2 separate regions of the Homo sapiens genome follow, and region 2 is linked to region 1. The links are chromatin loops, found by intact Hi-C in ENCODE. Cell type or tissue: Calu3. All regions are shown on one strand.

Evidence for each region. A loop is a pair of places that touch in the nucleus more often than their neighbours do. Peaks named below come from ENCODE experiments on the same cell type or tissue, not always from the same donor. Only the 100,000 strongest peaks of a DNase experiment are listed, where the experiment ranks them.
Region 2: a loop joins it to region 1, with 2.2 times the contacts of the local background. A loop is called at or near these places in 2 of 110 quality-filtered maps.

Annotation. Positions count from the first base shown.
Region 1 is chr5:132,901,504-132,909,503 of GRCh38, forward strand. It overlaps AFF4 (ALF transcription elongation factor 4), which reads right to left. Exons shown (of 21, transcript NM_014423.4): 6 at 2,865-2,901; 7 at 939-984. Among named protein-coding and RNA genes, the nearest start is that of LEAP2, 32 kb to the left of the region's middle. In Calu3, no CTCF peak of the experiment used is centred here; no DNase peak of the experiment used is centred here.
Region 2 is chr5:133,060,477-133,068,476 of GRCh38, forward strand. It overlaps HSPA4 (heat shock protein family A (Hsp70) member 4), which reads left to right. Exons shown (of 19, transcript NM_002154.4): 2 at 4,504-4,561; 3 at 6,941-7,081. Among named protein-coding and RNA genes, the nearest start is that of HSPA4, 12 kb to the left of the region's middle. In Calu3, no CTCF peak of the experiment used is centred here; a DNase peak (open chromatin) is centred at 3,785.

The DNA.
Region 1 (8,000 bases):
TAGAACTTTGCTTTAATCACTGAGTTAACTTGTGGTCTCAGGAGTTCAGGAGTTCATTCTTTAAGTTGGAATTTATTTTCATCCAATACATTACCCTGTTACATTTTTATATATATTCCTGCTTCTACCAACAAAATAAAAATAAGAAAACTTAAAGACAGTACAAACTATGTATGTTACTTAATCTAGTGGTTAAATGAAGGGCTTGGCCTAAAGAAGAATCCTGTCTTTATTTTATGACTTATTAAATATAAATTAGGAATATACACACAAAAACATACACATACAACTCTCAGATGAGAAAAAACCATGATCTCAGAGCAAAGGTGGGCAAACTGTGGCCCACAAGCCAAATCCAACCTACCACATTGTTTTAAAGAGTGTGGCTGGAATACTGCCACACTTAGGGTCTACAGCTGCTTTCATACTACAGATGGCAGAGCTGAGCAGTCAAAACACAGACTATGTGGCTCTGAAAGCCTAAATATTTCACTATCTGACCCTTTACATAAAAATTTGCATGCTCATGCCTTAAATATTTCTTTTATTTTTTAATTTTTCTGAGATCAAGTCTCGCTCTGTGGCCCAGGCTGGAGTGAAGTGGCACGATCTCGGCTCCCTACAACCTCCACCTCCCAGGTTCAAGTAATTCTCCTGCCTCAGCCTTCCAAGTAGCTGGGATTACAGGCGCTCGCCACCACGCCTGGCTAATTTTTTTATTTTTAGTAGAGAAGGGGTTTCACCACGTTGGCCAGGCTGGTCTCGAACTCCTGACCTCACGTGATCTGCCTGCCTTGGCCTCCCAAAGTGCTAGGATTACAGGTGTCAGCCACCCTGCCCAGCCTCAATATTTCTAAATACTGTTCAAAATACCTAGATATTACAGGTAACTTTTAGCAAAAATGATAAATATTAAACTCATTAAGCAATAAACTTACGATTTAGACTGGTGCCCATTTGAAGTTTTAGAAGGATTATATCTTTCTGGAACAAAAAGAATGAAGTGAGCAACTAAAGGATGGCTATTTAGACTGTAAAATGTCTATGTAAAATACCCTCAAATAAATGTAAATCAAACAATGAAATATAATTCTTCAACCACCAAACTGGTAACACCTTCAAGCCCAATAATATGAGATACTGGTGACTACAGGGGAAATAAGCATGTGCATATGTTGCTGGTAGGACTATAAACTCATACGATCTTCTTGAAGGGCAATCTGGTAATACCTTCTCAGTACTGTAATTATATTGCTAAGTGACTTAATAATTCCAATGAAAGGAATTTACATTACAGGTATAATCTTGAGGAATACACGAACACACAAGCACACACTTGGGAATGTTTATTATAGCCTGGTTTGTAATGGCAAAAACTGGAAAAAAATGTCCATCGATAGGGGACTAGTGAAATAAATTAAGATATTTTCATATTATAACATAATTTTAAGGTTAAACAATGAGCTAGAGCTTTATGCTGATATAGAAATAGCTCTAAAACAAAGTGAAAAACACAAATAATGAGTAGAGGCAGCTTATGATCCCATTTGTGAACAGCTTTCAGAAAAGAGAATGAGAGAAGAGTAGAAGGATGAAGCATTCTTAAAAGATGACGACTAGGGAAAACAAGCTGAGAAAAAAAAGGAAACAAAAAGAAGAGAGAAAATGTAAATTCTCTGGCCTATAGTTAGCTATTTTCTGCATTTTAACATTTTCTGCATAATTAACAATGTCAAATCCCTTTTTCCTGTAAGCTACGGCCTTTAAGGTGGAACTAAGAAATTGATAGACAGATAAAGAAAGCATAACATCAAAAGAGGTATTCTTCTAGTTTTATCCCTGCATTAAGATCACTGAAGATAAACTAAGGATCAAAAAGTTCCACATTTTCATTTCCAAAATACCTTATGACTAGTACAAATCTACCTTAATTAAGAAGTTACTGCTCTTGGCAAAAAGAATACCTGTTTTGTTACAGAGGTATACGGTAAAGCCCAGACATTTGCATTGGTTCCTGATCTTACCACTCTCAATCTACACAACCACAATCTCTTGGGACCATAAGACTATCTTCCCTAGAATTCTTCTGACAGGCCAAGAGAGTAAGGGTAAAGGTGAGGGTATAGCAGGCAGCAGATTTTCTACCCAGATCAGAAAACCAAGGAAGAAAAAACAGGGACTGTACAAATATAAGAAGAAAAGGGCCATGGTCAGCTAAATAAAATGACCCTTCTTGTGCGGAGTTTTATCATCATAGAGCCAAGTATCTTCATGAAGTAAGTTAAAAGAAAGAAGAATAACTCTTGAGTTTACGAGGTGCCCATCAAATTGTATTCATGAACTATTAGTTCAAATGCTTAATAAAAGTAGTGTATTTTGATCTCCAATGACTTACAGTTCTTGAATTTTTTAAAGCATAACAATTTTTCAGCTCAACCCACTACTACCCATTAGATCATAAAAATTAGGATACGAGGGCATGGTGGCTCACACCAGTAATCCCAACACTTTGGGAGGCGAGGCAGGTGGATCACTTGAGCTCAGGAGTTCGAGACCAGCCTGTGCAACATAGTGAGACCCTATCTCTACTAAAAATTTAAAAAATCAGCCAGGCATAGTGGCATGTGCCCACAGTCCCAGCTACTCAGTAGGCTGAGGCAGGAGGATCACTTGAGCCCTGGAGATCGAGGCTGCAGTGAGCTACGACCACACCACTACACTCCAGAAAAAAAAAAAAAGAAAACAAAAATGAAAAAGGATATGACATGTAAAGGTATTACTAAAGTTATATATGGTGTGACCATGAAAACTGAATGTTCAATAAATAGCTTAATTTGAAAACAAAGAGGGAAAGAAATACTCACTTTGTTCTCCAGTGCCAAAATTGGACTGCTGAGACTCCTAAGAAAAAGGAACATAAAATTATACAAAGTTACACTAAAAAAGAAAGATTAGTGAAAAATGCTTAAATTACATAAAAACACTTCAAGTACTTGAAAAAGCACAGAAAGAATGTAATGATCCTGTCTGATCAGCCTTGGCAATTTTGGGATCAATAATGGACTTTCCCAGAGATTAATACAAAAAGCATTAAGCCACCTAATAATCTTTATCATTCAATTCTTTCAGCAGCATCCATTGTAGTCATATCCTTATTTAGAGCCCTTTATAAAATAACTAATTTCAATTTAAAATTCTTGGTCTTAAGAAAACACTTCATTTAAAACTAAAGGTAATACCGAAGACAGTGTACCAGGTGAAGATAGCTGTATAACCTTTATCCATTAGAAGTATACCACTTTTTTGGGAGGCCGAGGCTGGCGGATCATGAGGTCAGGAGATCAAGACCATCCTGGCCAACATGGTGAAACCCCGTCTCTACGAAAAATACAAAAATTAGTTGGGCGTGGTGGCGTGCACCTGTAGTCCCAGCTACTCGGGAGGCTGAGGCAGGAGAATCACTTGAACCCTGGGAGGCGGAGGTTGCAGTGAGCCGAGATCGCGCCACTGCACTCCAGCCTGGCAACAGGGCGAGACTCCATCTCAAAAAAAAAAAAAAAAAAGTATACCACTTTTATGGACTAAAAAAATCCCATATGGATATTTCCATGTCATTTTACTCCCTCCTTCTCCCTGCTCCCAATATTTTATATACATTAGCAACGTGAGGAAGAGATGGTCATTTACTTCCATGTAAGCCCTATAACAGCATAGTGTCCAGCACTCAGGAAGCACCAATAGAAAGAAGCCAGAATGTCACCCTTAGTGAAACATGGCTTTCCAAACTCAATTTTCATGACCAGAACAGCTGTTCCATATGTGCAAACTATGCATTTCTCAAAATTAAATCTGGATACAAGATGTAGCACTAAAATTATACAAATATTCCTAAAAGCTTACTTAAAAATAAGCATAATCTTCCTTTAGTTACAGAATTGTCTGTGAAAGAACAATCCAAATAGTTAGAAAGCTAAAATATAGTTTTGCGGTTAAAAAACATTAAAAACCTATTTCTACACTCAACTGATTTTCCAAGAGGATGCCAAGACCATTATATGGGAAAGAATAGTCTTTTTAACAACGGTGCTGGACAAACTGAATATCCATGGGCAAAATAAAGCTGGGCCTTTATATCACATCATATTAAAAACAAAACAAAACAAAACAAAAAACTCAAGAAGGATCAAAGACCTATAAATGTAAAAGCTAGAGCTATAAAATCTTTAGAAAAAAACACAATGCCAAATCTAAATGACCTGGGATTTGGCAAGATAAACTTGACTTAATCAAAATTAAGAACTTCTGTGCTTCAAAGATTGTTATCAAAAAAGTGAAAAGACAACTCACAGAATAGGAGAAAATATTTGCAAATGATGTATCTGATAAGGGGCTGGTATCCACAATATACTACAAAGAGCTCTTACAATTCAATAACAAGACAAGCCAATTAAAAAACAGGAAAAGGGCCTGAATAAACATTTACCCAAGGAAGACATATAAATGGCCAATAAGCAGATGAAAAGATTTCTCACACCTGTCATCACGGAAATACAAATCTACAATGAGATACCACTTCTCAACCACTAGGATGACTAGAATCAAAAAGACAGATGTAACAAGTGTTGACAAGTATGTGAAGAAATCAGAACCCTGGTAAGAATGCGAAATGGTACAGCTGCTTTGGAAACATTCTGGCAGTTCCTCAAATAAGTAAACACAGAGTTACCACATGACCCAGCCATTCCACTCTTAGGTACACAACCAAACAAAATGTAAACATATGTCCACACAAACACTTCTACATAAGTGTTTATAGCAATATTATTCATAACAGCCAAAAAGTGGAAACAACTCAAATGTCCATCAGCTGATGAATGTATAAACAAAATGTGATATATACTTATACACTGGAATATTATTTGGCCATAAAAAGGAATGAAGTACTGTTACATGCTACAACTTAGATGAATCTTAAAAACATAATGTTAAGTGAAAGAATATAGTCACAAAAGACCACATACTACATTATACTATTTATATAAAATGTTTAGAACAGAGAGATCTATAGAGATAGAGTAGATTAGTGGTTGCTTAAGGCTAGGAAGGTAGAGGGAAAGAGGGATAACAGCTAAAGGGTACAGTTTCTTTTTGAGTTGATGATTTATAAATAAACTCAAAACTACTGAACTCTACACTTGAAGTAGGTGAATTACATGGTAAGTGAATCACATCTCAGTACTGCTGTTAAAAAACTGTATATAGAGCAGTGGGCAAGAGGTCACTTTTGTGACTTTTGTTTAAAATGAAGATTCCAGGATGGGTGTGGTGGCTTATGCAGGTAATCCCAATACTTTGGGAGGCTAAGCAATGAGGATAGCTTGAGGCCAGGAGTTCAAGACCAGACTGGGCAACATACCAAGATCCTATCTGTACAAATAATAAAAATAAAATAAAATGAAGATTCCTTTACCCCCTCAAATTGTTTATTGTCTTATATTCATTTACTTGGTAAATGGCCTAAAAGTTAATAGCCCCATATTCCAAATAATCTGATTTATTTGTCTTATATCTGACAATAGTCAGCAGGTCCACAAATACTACTGGATTCTGTCTCTTAAACATCCACCAAAGGCGAGACCATCTGAACCGGAAAGACTTCAGGTCTTCATCTTGTTTACCTACAATGGCCTTCTAATGGATCTTCCTAGCTCTAGTTTATCTCCTTTACTCAGCTATAGCCTCCCTTCTACAGCCTGTAGAAGTTTACCCTTCTACAGCCCAAGTCTTAGTATGCGTCATCACTGCTCTCCTATTTTTCATAGAACTTCCCAATGACTCTTTGTTTTTTCCTAAGGATGAAACCCAAACTCTCTGGCAACACACTTACTCATGTATCAAAGTACTGAGAAAACAATGATAAGCAAAAACTGACAAGGGCCCTGCCCCCATGGAGCTTAACACCTATTTGAATGTCAATAATTACTACCTTTGCAAGTACTCACGCAAATCAAAGTAAAATGGCAACTGTAATAAACACAATGAAGGGCAAATACACATAATTATATTGAGTTTGTAATTGTGCATGCATGTGTACCTGTGTGCTTGTATGCATGTGTGCATATGTGTGTGTGTGTGTATGATCTAGCCAGGAAGATGAGCAAAGGCTTCCCTGAGGAACTGCCATTCAGATTGAAATTTGAAGGATATATAGGAAATAAACTGGGAAAGGAAGAGATAGGCTAAGTGCCATAGGGAGAGAGAAAACATGTGTAAAGTCCAGCTTAAAGGGAAGAGCATGGCTTGTACAAGGAACTTAAAGGCAGCCCACAGAGAGGAAAAAGTAAAGGTGGAAGAGTGGTGAGATATGAGACTGAAGACCTAAAATGCTAGATCACACAGTTTACAGACTTATAGACCATATTAAAGACCTGTGTGTGTGCAGCTTATTAAGTAGGAGAGTTACACAACTACATCTGCACATTGTGAGGATCATCTCGCCTACTAAGTGGAGAACAGTTTTAAGAAAGCTAGAATGGAGTTAAGGATACAAAATGAGGTTACTGGAGTAGTACCAGTAGGAGATAACTACAGCTTAAACAAGTTTGTCTTCCAGCTTTTTTTTTTTTAATCATATACTCCATTACTAAGAAATTTTTCCATTTGTATCTCCAAAATATGTATAGAATATGCATTACTACTTATGTATAAGATTAAAATACTGCAATTTCAAAAGCATAACAAAAATTAAATACCATTTTTAGAGTAATTTTTAAATATATTTATGAATGACAACAAAACCTTTCTTACACACAAAAATATAATGCTTCAAAGGTATGACGCTAAGATGGACTTATTTTTGATATCTGGTTTCACTGGATGCCACAAAGATATAGTTATACTCATGGAAGAAATACCATGCTTATTAAATCACAGTAACAAAATTTCAGTCCTATACATTAATTATGTAAAGAATTCTATTGAAGTTGAATTAGATTTCCATGTTCCTTGTTGTAAATCATTTAGAAAAATAAATTAGAAGGATGCATTTTATTATTTTTAGCAAATAGGTTCAAACCACTGATTAGAAATTTTTTTTCAGCTCTTTACAGTATTCATATTAGAACTGTGGTTTTTTGGTAACAAAAAACTAAAAATACATAAACAATGACAATATTATTGTTATTTTCCTAGCTTGAATGTATGTATATGTATATACACACACACTCATATATAATCTATACACTATATATATACATATATATATATATATATATTTTTTTTTTTTGAGACGGAATCTAGCTCTGTCACCCAGACTGGAGTGCAGTGGTGTGATTTCGGCTCTCTGCCACCTCCAGCTCCCAGGTTCAAGCGATTCTCCTGCCTCAGCCTTCCAAGTAGCTGGGATTACAGGCACCTGCCACCACGCCCAGTTAATTTTTATATTTTTAGTAGAGACAGGGTTTCACTGTGTTGGCCACGCTGGTCTCGAACTCCTGACCTCGTGATCCACCCACCTTGGCCTCTCAAAGTGCTGGGATTATAAGCATGAGGCACCGCACCCAGCCGCTCAAGCATATCTTTTAGGGAAGCGGTTACTTCATTCATTGTTAAAACATCATCTTTTTTTTTTTTTTTTTTTGAGATGGAGTTTCACACTCCTGTAGGATGTTTCATACTTGTTGCTCAGGCTGGAGTGCAATGGCATGATCTCTGCTCACTGCAACCTCCATCTCTTGGGCTCAAATGACTCTCCAGCTCAGCCTCCCAAGTAGCTGGGATTATAGGCGCATGCCACCACGCCCAGCTAATTTCTGTATTTTTAGTAGAGATGGGGCCGCCATGGTGGCCAGGCTGGTCTTGAACTCCTGATCTCAGGTGATCCACCCGCCTCAGCCTCCCCAGGTGCTGGGATTACAGGCATGAGCCACCACAATAGGCCAACATCATCTTTACTCTGAAGAGAGAAGGGGGTTTAATTATTTTTTAAAAATACATTATGA
Region 2 (8,000 bases), 160 kb after region 1:
CTCAGCCCCCTGAGTAGCTGGGATTACAGGCGCGTGCCACCATGCCTGGCTAATTTTTGTATTTTTAGTAGAGACGGGTTTCACCGTGTTGTCCAGGCTGGTCTCAAACTCCTGACCTCAGATGATCTGCCCACCTCGGCCTCTCAAAGTGTTGGGATTACAGGCCTGAGCCAGCGCGCCTGGTGCTGTTTTACATACTGACCCAATTCAGCAAATTGATCATATTCTGTTTTCAGTTGTCGTTTTTTAATGGAAGTAGGACTTTTTTTTAAAATCCCACATCAATAGATAATTTTAAAGGTAGCTGACTAGATTTCAGTTCCAGTAGGTGAAACAGGACTTTTTTTTTTTTTTTTTTTTTGAGACAAGGTCTCGCTCTGTCACTCAGGGTGGAGTGTAGTGGCATGATTTTAGCTCACTGCAACCTTGACTGCAAGAACTGAGTTTTAAATTTTATTTAATTTTAAATAATTTAAATTTAAATAGCCACATGTGGCTAGTGGCTACTTCATTAGACAGCATGTATCTGTAACTGAAGACCTCAGATTTTACATTTTTCATTAAGACTTGGTACGTGCACACACACAACTGAAAAGCTTCATTAAACAACAGTACTTTCACATGCAGTGCATACATGTGTTTTCTTTTCTTTTTTTTTTTTTTTGAGACGGAGTCTTGCCCTGTCACCCAGGCTGGAGTGCAGTGACGTGATCTCTCCTCACTGCAAGCTCCACCTGCTGGGTTCACGCCATTCTCCTGCCTCAGCCTCCCAAGTAGCTGGGACTACAGGCGCCCGCCACCATGCCTGGCTAATTTTTTGTATTTTTAGTAGAGATGGGGTTTCACTGTGTTAGCCAGGATGGTCTCGATTTCTTGATCTCGTGATCCACCCGCCTTGGCCTCCCAAAGTGCTGGGATTACAGGTGTGAGCCACCGCGCCCGGCCGTGTTTTCTAAGTTGCTGTTCATGACTTCTTCCAACCCCTGATTGATTTTAGACCCACACATGGGTTGTGACTTACGGCTTATAAAACATTGTTTTAGCAAGGGAAATAAATGTGTTAGTATTGATAATGTAATTCGGTTTGTGGTTGGTGTTAAGTAGAAATTAAACCAAGTCCAGTTTTAAGAGGTAAAAAGGATTACCACCCCTCCCCACCACCCGACTGAGTCTTGCTCTCTTGCCCAGGCTGGAGTGCAGTGGCGTGATCTTGGCTCACTACAACCTCCACATCCTGGGTTCAAGCGATTCTGGTGCCTCAGCCTCCCGAGTAGCTGGGACTACAGGCGTGTGCCACCACGCCTGGCTAATTTTTTTGTTTTTTGTTTTGTATTTTTAGTAGAGACAGAGTTTCGCCATGTTGGCCAGGCTGATCTTGAACTCCTGACCTCAGGTGATCTGCCTGCCTTGGCCTCCCTAAGTGCTGGGATTACAGACGTGAGCCACCGTGCCCGGTAAACGATTACTTTTTATTTGGGGGCTGGGGTGGGTTGAGAAGGCTTTACAGACAAAATAGGTGGAATTTCTAGAGAATACGTGAAGGTACTAAGCATTTCAGACGTCAAAAGTGACATAAGCAAAGCAGGAAGATTGGGATACTTTATTCAACTTGTGTTGATTGTGTGGATGAAATACAGCTGGAAAATGGGATTGGGTTGGGAGAGGCCTTAGGTTCCATATTAAGGAATATAGGTTTTATTTGTTGGTAGTTGGTTTTGTTTGGAAGGTAATTAGAAGCAAGACAGTTTCAGAGTTACTGACATAGAATAGGAAATTAACCCTTCAGCAGGATTTGCAGGAAAGTTGGGGATTGTAATTATTTTGAGGAGATAAAGGTTTGAAAAAGGGCTGCAGGAAACAATGGAAGATGAGTAACATTGCCTTTTAGTTATGTTGTGATTGGGGTCATGGTGGGATATACCTTAGAAATTTAGATCTGGTGGTATTTAGAAAGATGGAGGTGTGCCAATTATTAGGCTTATGCTAGGCAGCCTTTTTGAGGTGGAGGAAGTGGGTAAGATTGCCTTGGGCAATTTCCTAAAGGGTAATATGGGCTTTGAGAGGAGAGACATTTACGTGGTAGTGAGGATTTTTTTTTATTTATTTGCATCTAGTGTCTAAAACAGAGATTTTATTTGTTTTAGTGATTGGTGGCATAGTTGCAGAAAGGCTGAGCTTGACACCTTTGCTTTTGAGGGGCTACTCCCAGCACTTTCTAGGCCCAAAAGCTTAGGATTTGGAGGAATTCTGATGAGGTCCTAGGGTGTACCATGTTTGTTCTTCCTGTCATTTAATAGAAGTCATGGCTTCCTGTGGCTGCCCTGGGAGATTGGCTTACAGGGGTTCTTAGCCATTGGTTGTGAAGGACCACTGAAGCCCAGGGAGGCCCAGCATTCTGCCAGTTTCCACAGGGCTCTTAAGTTTATGTTTCTACCAAATCAGTAGTTCATCTAATTTAGTCAGATTTGGACCAAGGCAGTATGGTTCCAGAGCTCTTATTTACTCTGTTGACTTGGAAGAATTAGGAGTTCAGGGAGGATGAGAGTCAAAGCTTCAGACATCACCTAGAGTCCTGACTTCATTGCTTTCAGGTTGCATGACCCTGGATAAATTTATTTACTATCTTTTTTTTTTAAGGCAGGGTCTTGCTTGCTCTCTTCCCCAGGCTGGAGTGCAATAGCATGATCACAGCTTACTGCAGCCTCAGGCTCCTGGGTTCAGGTGATCCTCCTGCCTCAGCCACCCCCACCCCGTGACTGCCCCATAGCTGGGATTACAGGTGCTCACCACCATGCCCAGCTAATTTTTTTGTATTTTTTTTTTATAGAGACAGGGTTTCGCCATGCTGCCCAGGCTGGTCTTGAATTCCTGTACTCAAATGATCCACTTGCTTTGGCCTCCCAAAACGTTGGGATTACAGGCTTGAGCCACTGCGCCCAGCCAAATTTACTCTTTTTTTTGTTTTGTTTTTGAGACGGAGTCTCGCTGTTGTTGCCCAGGCTGGAGTGCAGTGGTGCGATCTTGGCTCACTGCAACCTCCGTCTCCCAGGTTCAAGTGATTCTCCTGCCTCAGCCTCCTGAGTAGCTGGGATTATAGGCGCCCGCCACCATGCCCAGCTAATTTTTTTGTATTTTTAGTAGAGACGGGGTTTGATCATGTGGGCGTGGCTGGTCTCGAACTCCAGACCTCAGGTGATCTGCCCGCCTCGGCCCCCCAAAGTGCTGGAATTACAGGCATGAGCCACCACGCTCGGCCAAAATTTACTTATACTTATTAATGCCCTTTTTTGTTTGTTTTGTTTTTGAGATAGGGTCTTGCTCTGTTGCCAGGCTGGAGTGCAGTGGCACAATCTCGGCTCACTGCAACCTCCGACTCCTTGGTTCAAGCAATTCTCCTGCCTCAGCCTCTTGAGTAGGTGGGATTACAGGCACATGCCACCACGCCCAGCTACTTTTTGTATTTTTAGTAGGGACAGGGTTTCACCATGTTGGCCTGGCTAGTCTCGAACTCCTGACCTCAGGTGATCCGCCTGCCTCAGCCCGCCAAAGTGCTGGGATTACAGGCGTGAGCCACTGCACTTTTTAAGCGTAAGCACAGAGTTTTTATTTAACCTTCAAGCAGGTTTCAGTTTCGCCTTTCTAAAAGAAGCAGTAAATGGATTAAATCAGGAGATTGTGTATGAATTGGTGATTTAGAAGAATGTTCAGAAGTGGGGTTAAAGTTCCTTGTCAGAAATTCTGAGTCCTGGCCAGGTGCGGTGGCTCACGCCTATAACGTCAGCATTTTGGGAGTCCAAGGTGGGTGAATCATCTGAGGTCAGGAGTTCGATACCAGCCTGACCAACATGGTGAAACTCCATCTCTACTAAAAATACAAAAATTAGCTGGGCGTGATGGTGCATGCCTGTAATCCCAGCTACTTGGGAGGCTGAGGCATGAAAATCACTTGAACCTGGGAGGCGGAGGTTGCAGTGAGCTGAGATAGGGCCACTGCAGTCCTGCCTAGGCAACAGAGTGAGACTCTTGGAAAAAAAAAAAAATTGAGTGCCTGGAAACTAGTTGTAGAAAAATTACTTTTTTACTTATTTAATAGGGCGAGAGTTGTTTTCAGGGTTTGTAGACTATATTCTTGGTGAAGTTGTGAGCTGTCTTAAAAATGTTAATTGATACATTGATGTGAGGGTACATTATTTTATACTGGGATTTTGAACAGGAGACTTGAAAAGTAATTAGAGGATGGTAGAGACTGTCTAGCCCACCTCTCTAGTATTCTAGACAGGTAGTTATCACATCAGATCTGTGCTCCAGCATGTAAATGACAGGACTCAGTTGTAAGAGGCAACCTGTTCCATGGACAGATTTACTCAATAGAAAGGTCAAAATCATAGATTTGTACCATTAAAATATATGGCATTTTAGCTGATACTCAGATCTTGCCTGCTATGCTTTTGGATTTATTATTGTAGTAAGATTTAATTCTTAAGTGCTTTTTTTGTCTTCTAGGGCTTGCATTTCTTTTGGTCCTAAGAATCGTTCAATTGGAGCAGCAGCTAAAAGCCAGGTAAAGTTTCATTTTTTTCCTAAAATGACTTATTTCTCCTCTTCATCCATGTGTTCAGCAAGTAGTTGAATGCCCATTATGTGCCTAACACTGGTAGGCCTTGGGAATACAACTGGCAGATACAGACCTCTTCTCTGTTCCCATGTACAGTCAGCCCTCAGAATTCCATGGGTTCTGCATCTGTAGATTCAAACAACTGTGGATCAAAAATATTTTTGGGAAAAAATACAACACTGGAACAATAAAAAATACAAATGAAAACAATCCAGTGTAACAACTACTTACATAGCATTTACATTGTATTAGGTGTTATAAGTAATCTAGAGACAACTTCAGGTATACAGGAGGATGTGCATAGGTTATAGGCCAATACTATGTCATTTTGTCTAAGGGACTTGAGCATCTGTGGATTTTGGTCTAATTCAAGGAGTGCCCTGGAATCAGTCCCCTGCAGATACCCAGGAACCACTGCTTCAGTGAGAAGCACCTGGCCTTAAAATAGCATTAGCAGTATAATCTGTTTAATGCAAACTGCCAGGGTGTATTTTGTCCAGATCTTGTTAAGCAAGGCTTGCTTGTTCCTTGATATTTTACATGCTCCTTAAGTCTGTCTTGTTGGGCCTTTCATCTTACTCATATATAAGGTAAGTGTTGATCTTGTTAAACAAGTTTCTCAAGGAAGGAAAGCATACCTCTAGAAATACATTAAAGGACTTGCTTTTAGTTTACTCTGTAAACCAGGAACCTGACGTAGTTGCTGGTTTCTGAATAACCAGAGCAGCAGAACCCCAAGAGTTCTGTTATTCTAAGTGTCTGAGATATCTGTAAAATTAAGGAGTTGCATGTTTGACCTTCTTATGGTTCAGCCTGGAGCAACCCTATAGGGTGAATCTGTTTTTGAATGGGGCAGGGCCTAAAATTTATTAGCCTAAAAAAGTGGTGCTTGGCCAATTGGTTTTTAATTAAGTTGGATGTTTTATAGTTCATTTTCACAGTGTTCGAGATCTTTTAGGAGACAGCAGGTAGAAAATATTGGGCCATTTTGAAATCTCTTCCTTCTAAAATTTGAGCAAATCGCTCCTGTTTTTTAAACCTGCTTTTCATGATTGAGAGACAGTTACTATACTAAACTGGCTGCCCAGTTCTAGGTTGATACAGTTATTGTGTTACAGAGTTTCTGTTTGGCAGCTTGCTCGAGGAAGGCATGATTTGGGTGGCCTCATCTGTTTCATAAAAGGACTTCTGTGTGTTCCCTTTCATCTAGTTGATACAGGAGCTTACTACATCTCCTGCATTGGGAGGAGCAGCCTGTAAATCTTAAGCAGAAGGTCATTCTGGAATTTTTTGAATATTTTTGTCAGCATTTTCCCCTCATAAATTGTGATAGTTTATTCTAGAAGAATTAGAAAACATAGATAAAAAAGTGTAAGTCACCTGTTCAACCATTATCCAAAAATCATATAGACATTTGTCTTACCACCTTCTGAAAACTTTACCTGTTGATATTTCATTGTATGAATAGCCCATAATTTAAGCATTTCCCTGTTATTAACCATTTAGGCTGTTTCTAGGCGTCTGCTACTACAAATAATACTCTCCCAATATCCTTTTGTGTTCATTTTTGTGTACTTAGTATGATTTTTTTTTTCCCCTTTATGAGAAATTTGTTTCACTGGAATTTTTTTTCTTTTCTTTTTTCTTTTTTTTTTTTTTTTTGAGAGTGCAGTTTTTGAGAGTGCAGTGGCCCTGTCAGCGCAACCTCCACCTCCCAGGTTCAAATGATTCTCATGCCTCAGCCTCCTGAGTAGCTGGGGTTACAGGTGCGCACCACCATGCCTGGCTAATTTTTTGTATTTTTAGTAGAGACAGCGTTTCACCATGTTGGTCAGGCTGGTCTCGAGCTCCTGACCTCAAATGAGGCCCTGGCTTCTTTCAAAGTGCTGGGATTACAGGCGTGAGCCATGACACCCGGCCTTAACTAGAATTTCTAAATCAATTTATGTATTGCTGAGTTGGTTCCTGGAAACTTTCAACCATAAACTATGGGCAATTTTTAAAGGCTAAAAGTTATTTTATGTAAATGTTTATTAGAAGTTTAAGAACAGAAAATACTTATGCAAGTATAATGACCTGACTTCATGGGATATAGGAAGAGCAGGGCTCTATTTTTAGCCCTGCCACTCTGAGACCCATGCAAATCCCTCCTCCCTCACTTCGCATGCTAGTGGGCACCATTTAGAAAAGTTTAGGGTCTGAAGAAACCAAAACCAAGAAGGAGACTCTATATAAAGTTAAAATGTTGCTAATTTAATCTGAGGCTGTTGAAATAAAAAAAAAATTAGTAGTAGTCTTTCCACTCTTTGATATTCTTTCTCTTAGGTAATTTCTAATGCAAAGAACACAGTCCAAGGATTTAAAAGATTCCATGGCCGAGCATTCTCTGATCCATTTGTGGAGGCAGAAAAATCTAACCTTGCATATGATATTGTGCAGTTGCCTACAGGATTAACAGGTATAAAGGTAAGGTTGTCAGGTTAATGCCTTTTAATTAAAATGCATTATTATATTTTATCAGTTCAATATCTATCTGTACTTTTCTGATGTCAGATTGCAATGAAAATGCTTACAGTTGCTTAGGGAAAGCTTTTTTCTAGTAAAGACTATTTGACAATTTTTGAATGATCTGGATGTTGGTTGGGAGCCATGAGTGGTGCTCTTAATATGGGTTGGAGACCTGGGTAGTGATGGTTTGAAGTTAATACTGCCATTGCTGCTTGTTTTGCTCACTGATGCAGTGGGCTTTTTAGCATGATTTTAGGGAATGACTTCTGGAAGAGCAGGCAAAGCAATCACAGTTTTTTTTTTTTTTTTTTGAGATGGACTCTCGCCTTGTCACCCAGGCTGGTGGGCAATGGTGTGATCTTGGCTCACTGCCACCTCTGCCTCCTGGGTTCCAGCGATTCTCCTGCCTCAGCCTACCAAGTAGCTGGGATTACAGGCACGTGCCACCATGCCTGGGTAGTTTTTTGCATCTTTAGTAGAGACGGGGTTTCACTGTGTTGGCCAGGTTGGTCTCGAACTCCTGACCTTGTGATTCCCCTGCCTCAGCCTCCCAAAGTGCTGGGATTACAGGCGTGAGCCACCGCACCTGGTAGGAATCACAGTTTTAAGTCACTAGCAGATAGATGGACATACTCTTGGAGATAGGATTTAATTTAGAAAGAGATGTTCTTTTGGGGAAAAGTGAGTTTGGTCTTTATCTCTGGTACATCTAGTGGAGTCTCTGTGAAGTATGCAGTGAACTGATCACAGAAAAAGGGTAAGAGGCTGGGAGATGGATAGGGTGGACACATTTGCCTTTCTTGCACTCAGAGGTAGTAAGAGGAATCCATGAGGGGGGGTGGGGGCGTGATTGGCTTTCCAGGCAGGTGAGATTACG